Linked DNA regions of Mus musculus: region 1 is linked to region 2. A link is a loop called in an ENCODE intact Hi-C map of the cell type or tissue named here. Cell type or tissue: heart. All regions are shown on one strand. Links, peaks and the distances in the headings refer to the core of each region. The heading gives the core; the rest is flanking DNA.

The links. Peaks named below come from ENCODE experiments on the same cell type or tissue, not always from the same donor. Only the 100,000 strongest peaks of a DNase experiment are listed, where the experiment ranks them.
Region 1: a loop joins it to region 2, with 2.7 times the contacts of the local background. A loop is called at or near these places in 3 of 42 quality-filtered maps.

What each region holds. Positions count from the first base shown.
Region 1 is chr7:144,905,689-144,908,599 of GRCm38, reverse strand. It overlaps Gm39119 (a long non-coding RNA gene), which reads left to right. Exons shown (of 3, transcript XR_870078.2): 2 at 1,342-1,486. Among named protein-coding and RNA genes, the nearest start is that of Gm39119, 3.4 kb to the left of the region's middle. In heart, for the core only: CTCF peaks have their summits at 552 (motif pointing right) and 1,408 (motif pointing right); no DNase peak of the experiment used is centred there; H3K4me3 peaks cover 724 bases; H3K27ac peaks cover 640 bases.
Region 2 is chr7:144,487,998-144,490,908 of GRCm38, reverse strand. It overlaps Ppfia1 (protein tyrosine phosphatase, receptor type, f polypeptide (PTPRF), interacting protein (liprin), alpha 1), which reads left to right. Exons shown (of 32, transcript NM_001195086.1): 24 at 1,650-1,712; 25 at 2,192-2,218. Among named protein-coding and RNA genes, the nearest start is that of Cttn, 19 kb to the right of the region's middle. In heart, for the core only: no CTCF peak of the experiment used is centred there; a DNase peak (open chromatin) is centred at 1,478; H3K4me3 peaks cover 320 bases; H3K27ac peaks cover 2,500 bases.

The DNA of each region.
Region 1 (2,911 bases), core at 87-2,586, 420 kb before region 2:
TGTTGTGATAAGAGCAGTGTCTTAGCCCAATTAAACAAAACACCACAGGGATCTGTCTATTAGATTTCTCCAAAGTTGCCAGTTTAGCCGGGCATGTTGGCGTACACCTTTAATCCCAGCACTCGGGAGGCAGAGGAAGGCATATTTCTGAATTCGAGGCCAGCCTGGTCTACAAAGTGAGTTCCAGGACAGCCAGGGCTATACAGAGAAACCCTGTCTCGAAAAACAAAAACAAAGTTGCCACTTTGATACAGTAAAGAAAGCATAACTGAACATTGACACGGCACCACGGAGCTAACCCTCTAGACTGAGAACCACCACTCTCAACCTTCCTAATGCTGCTGCCCTTTAAAACAGTTCCTATGTTGTGGTGACCCAAACCATAACAATATTTTCATTGTTACTTCATAAGTGTGATTTTGCTAATGTTATGAATCTTAATGAAAATATCTGGGCTTTCAGATGATCCTGTAAAAGAGTAGTTCGACCCCACAAAGGGGTTGCAGCCCACATGTTGAGAACAACTAAATTCCCAAGTACCCTTGGTGCTTCTCTTTTCCGCCTCTAGAGGGAAGGCTAGCCAAGGTGACTGCCTTTGAACTTTTTTGTATTGCTGACTGGGCGCCTGGTGTGCGCGAAATGACGTCAGCATCTGTATTTATCCCTGCCTTATCTCTGGTTGTACGAATAAGTACTCTAAATAGTAAATAAATTTTACTTTGGGTTTTTGTTTTTCGTTTTCTTTGGGGGGGGGAATATTTTGTCAGTTTGGGTTTTTTCCTTGTTTGCTTATTTTAATTCTTTTTAAGTTTATTAGGGGGGGGGGGTCAGTCCATGGCATGTATGTAGAAGTCAGAGCACAATTTGCAGGATTGTGCTAACACAATCCACCATGTGAAGATCATGAATCCAACTCACGACATCCGGGTTAGTGGCTAGTGTCTTAACGTTGCTGTGCTGTCTCCTCCAAGACCCTTTTTTGCTTGCCCTTTAAGACAGGGTTTTATGTAGCACAGGCTAGCCTCAAACTCACGATGTAGTCAAGGCTGGCCTTAAACTCTTAATGATCTCAAGTCAATCTCCTGAGTGCCGTGGTGACAGGTGAGCCACCACCACAGCAAATTCTCGATGCATAGCACCTTGGGGTTGTGGGAAGGAACTAAACACTCTTTAGCTGCCTGTGGGCTCCCTTCACATAGTAGTTCCTTCGGAGAACCTTTGTTTGCCTGGGCATTGTCTGAAGCTATAGGCGAGTAGAAGCAGTCGCCACCCTCAGATCAAACTGCACTAAGGGTCCAGCATGTCTTGCATCTATTGGATCCGCATCCTGTCACCTCTCAGCTTGCAGGTTCTGAGCCCACGGGACACTTTTGGAAGCGCAGGCATCCTCGCGCGGCGAGTTCGGTGAGGGACCACCAGGAGGCGCGCTTGCGTTTCGGACGCTCTGAGGCGCCGCCGATCGCGGTTTCCCTGCAAAAATATTCAGGTCTCATTTCTTTCTTTCTGCCCCTAGCCACGACTATAAGGGTCGTGGAAGAGTCGAGCTTTACTTTTACAACTAGGGAGGGATTTGGCTGATATCACTCAAGACACACCCTGAGATTCCTTGCCCGCCACAGCTGGACACTCAGCCAGCAGACACACTGGGATCCCCTCAGCTCAGGGCATGTCAGTATACCCAAGATGTCCAGACTGGCCCATGCTGGTCACTGCAGGCTGCGCTGCCCACCTCCTCACCCAGCCTCCAGATGTGACACCATACCACAGGAGGCACACAAACCCCTTGGCCACTCTAGGCCTCCACCTTCCTGAACCGGGTAAATGAGAGGACGGATGAGTATACATGCTTATTAATGTCTGCTAGGACTGCCAGAACAAAATCTTATGAAGGGGTAGGTCAGGTGGCAGTGTCAGCCCTTGAGGTCAAGGTGGGCAGGCCTGGCCACTGAAGCCTGTGTCCTCACAGACCTATGCAGAAACCCTGGGTCATCTTAGTTATCTCTTTAATTTTTGGTTTGTTTGTTTTTGTTTTCTGAGTCAGGGTTTCACTATGTAGTCCTAGCTATCCTGAAACTCACTGAGTTGACCAGACAAGCCTCGAAGTCACAGACATCCTCCTGCCTCTCTATCTGCATCCCTGGTACTGGAATTGAAGCCATATGCCACCACACCAGGATTTTTTTTTTTTTGACAGTCTCTATATAGATCAGAACAGGCTAACTTCAAACTTATCTCCGCCCACCTCTGCCTCCTGAGTGCTGGAATTGAAGGAATTTTTATATTTAAGTGTGTGTGTGTGTGTGTGTGCATGTGGATATGAAGACCTGAGGCTGGTGTCAGGAACCTCCAACAGTCTTCCACTTAATTCTTTGAGGCAGTGTCTCACTTACACCCAGAGCTCACCAATATGCACAGCCTCTCTAGCCAGCTTGTTCTGGGGAGCCTCTGTCTATGCCTTCAGAGGCTGGAGATACAGGCAGGCGCCACACTTACCCAGTGACAGTGGTACTGAGATCCAGTCTTCATGACCTGGACAAATGCTTTAACCCCTCTCCTTTTTCTCCAGGTCACGTGAATTCTATTTCCGCTTTCCTCCTGCTCCTTTAAGATCCCTTCCTCTCCTCTCATGACCTCCTGTCTATGACACACTGACATAAAATGTAGCCAGGTGGTGGTGTCGCACGCCTTTAATCCCAGCACTTGGGAGGCAGAGGCAGGCAGATTTCTGAGTTTGAGGCCAGCCTGGTCTACAAAGTGAGTTCCAGGACAGCCAGGGCTACACAGAGAAACCCTGTCTCAAAAAAAAAAAAATGTAATTATGCATGTGCCTGTTTTGCCTGCATGTTTGTATGTGCACCACATGCATGCAGTACCCGAGGAGGCCAGTAGAGGCTCTAATTCCCCTAGAACT
Region 2 (2,911 bases), core at 220-2,719:
CTGGCATCCTCACACAGACATACATGCAGGCAGAATACCAAAGCACATAAAAATAAATTATTTAAAAACAAAACAAAAAACCCTCACATGCATTTATTGTACCTGTTGTCCCGAGGGCTTCCGTGCAGGAACTGAGGAGTGTATACTCTATTATCTATACTCGCACTTCCTGCCTTTTGCCTTTCATGCCTGATGACCCCGGACCATGCAGAGTTGGACTCTGCATTCACACAGAGTGAGCAACTTGCTGAGCAGGTTACACATTCCCCTGTGACTTCTTCACAGTGCAGCAGTAGGACAGTAGGGATCCAGGGTCTCTGACTCGACAGGGATAGCTGCTGGCCTGGGCCTGTGGCTGGTCTGTCACAGAGGTGGGATTGTGCCTCTTTATCTGCCGTATGTCACAGAACGGTGTGCTGGACCGTAGAACAAGGGAAGAACACTTAGACTTACTTTGCTGAATTAAAATTCACTGGCATCCAGCCCCTGCCCTCCTTAGTCTGTGAACTCTGCCCTGGCATGGGCTCCATGGCAGCATGTAAGGAGTGAGCTGCTTGCATTTTCTCTGGAGTACTAGCTCTGCAGAGCACTTTGGATGTCACTAGTGAGGAATAGCTGCTGCCACCCAGTGTCCTGGTCACCAGAGAATGTATTTTTCTTCTCACTGGACAGTAATTTTTCTCTGTAAAAATCAACCAAAGGGGAAAGCCAAACATGACTGTATTCCTGACTACCTTGAGTGATTCTGGAGAAGCCCTCAAGTACCTTTGAGATGCCTTTTTGCAACCCTCACCCTAACTCAAACTTACTTTAAAGTGTTGGAAAGTTTTTTTGCTCTCTGTGGGATGAACCCTGGATTCTGTCTTCAGCTGTGGCTCAGAGCTCTTATCCAGAGAATGATATTTGTTGCCACAATCCCTCCTGTTCCCTGATAGTTTCATGTCAGAAAGGCATGTTTATTGAGGCCCCTCCAAAGTCTTTCTCCGCTGTGCTTGTACGGGGAGCTCCCACCATCTTAGCTTGGAAGTGTTCCCTCCACACTATCAGGCACAGGCATAGATTCCTCCCTTGAGCTTATAGTAACAAGCATATAGACTTTGGTCCTGTCTCTGGTTGTGTCAGGGAGACAGCCAGGACATGGTATGGTTAATTTTGGCCTGTCTGGGCTAGTTCCTTGGTGTATACCTGCCAGCTGGAAGAGGGGCCTTCTGCTGCTGTTGGAATGAGGTTGCTTATGGGAGGCATTCCTTTAGGAAGTACTGGAGATAAAGCCCAGGGCCTTGCGCTGATAGGCAGCTCTGGCACTGAGCCCTATCTCCAGTCCAGTGAGATTGTTGTAAGAGAGTGAGCAGAGTTCTGAGAGAGCCAACATTTCTGGAAGTCTAAAATGGGTGTTGTTTTCTTTATTTATGTACCCCAGGGGCAGACACAGCAGCCCAGCCCTGGAAGCTGTGAGCTCTTCTCTGCTGAGCAGTTGCTGCCAGAGTATAGCTTCTGGCAGGAGGGCTGGGCTCATGTGGCTTTTTATCTTTTTCTGTGAAGAGTGGCCTTTGCCTCAGGCTCCTGTGCCTGAAGTTTATTTGTGTGCCCTCTCCTCTCTGTCATGCTTCCCTGGCCCTGGGATATGGCTGGTGCACTGGGTACCTTAGACCACAGGAAATGTCTGGTTGACACATGAAGAGATGGAAACGCTTACAGCCACGCCACAAACGGTTAGTCACTGCAGCCTGCGTTCTCAGGGCACGTGTTGTGTCAGACCAGCTTGGGCTTTGGCCTTTTCTGTTGGGAATGAAGGTGTTAATGTTCAGTTGTTTCACAGACATGTCCCCTCTTAGGTTATCAACTAAGTGTACAAACTGGAGTTTGTTTTGCTTTAGTTTTTTCTTTCCAGGATCTTACAGTTGCTGCAGATGTGCTCATTTAGATAGAATTGATTTGCCCTCGGGACAGAGCTCAGTTTAGCACCCGACTCTGATAGTGGAACCCAGCTTTTCCCTCTTACTGATATGCTGGCATGGAAAGGGTGTGTTTCTTGCATGAAAACCCCAGGCTGCTGGTGCTGCACAGACTGCATGCTGCTGCGATCCCAGCATGCTCATGTGTCCAACCATCCATGATTGCCTGCTTGCCTTACCATAGCTTACAAACACTAACGGTTTGTTCTTTTGCATTCCTAACCATGTAACATCAGGAAGACGAGGAGGGAAGCTGGGCTCAGGTTGGCATCTTTCTCTACCTACCTACCTTCACTGTGTGGCAACAGAAAGTTTCTGGGATGGTAAAGCTTGGAACTTGTCTTTCTGGATATTCTTAGAACCCCAGTCTGCTCTGTGTGGTTAAAGCCCAGGGCAGGCTTGGCAGCGTCTCATGGACAACTTTGAACATTTTCACAGGAGCCTTTGTGGTGGCTTTTCATGAGCACAGGCTTCTGTCGATGTGGGGTCCTTCACACAGGAGCCCACACCTTTTAAGAGTGCGTGCAGAATTCCCTGCTGGGACGACTTTAGGTTTCAAGATCTCCTGGTAGAGAAATAAAATTTGCAAACCTTAGAAACATTATGCCTTTCCTGTGTCTCTGTGTTGATGTCTTACTGAGTGCTGCCCTAATACTGAATAGATTTAAAGATCTCACTGGGGGAATTCTAAGAGGTGAGGCTTCTTCCTGTCTCATGGGTGTTTGCATTTTCCTGCTAACGTTTTTATTACATTTAGGTATTTGTGTTTATCTGTCTGTGTGCACATGCCATAGTGAGGTCAAAGAACAATGCAGGAGTGTCAGTTCTCTTCCCCATGTCGGTTCCAGGGAGGAACTCTGTTTTCAGACTTGCTGGCCAGTGCCTCTGCCCACTGAGCTCTCTCACTGTGTTTGCACTCTCAGTCCCCAGTTCTTTACTACCCAGGGAGCTCTTCC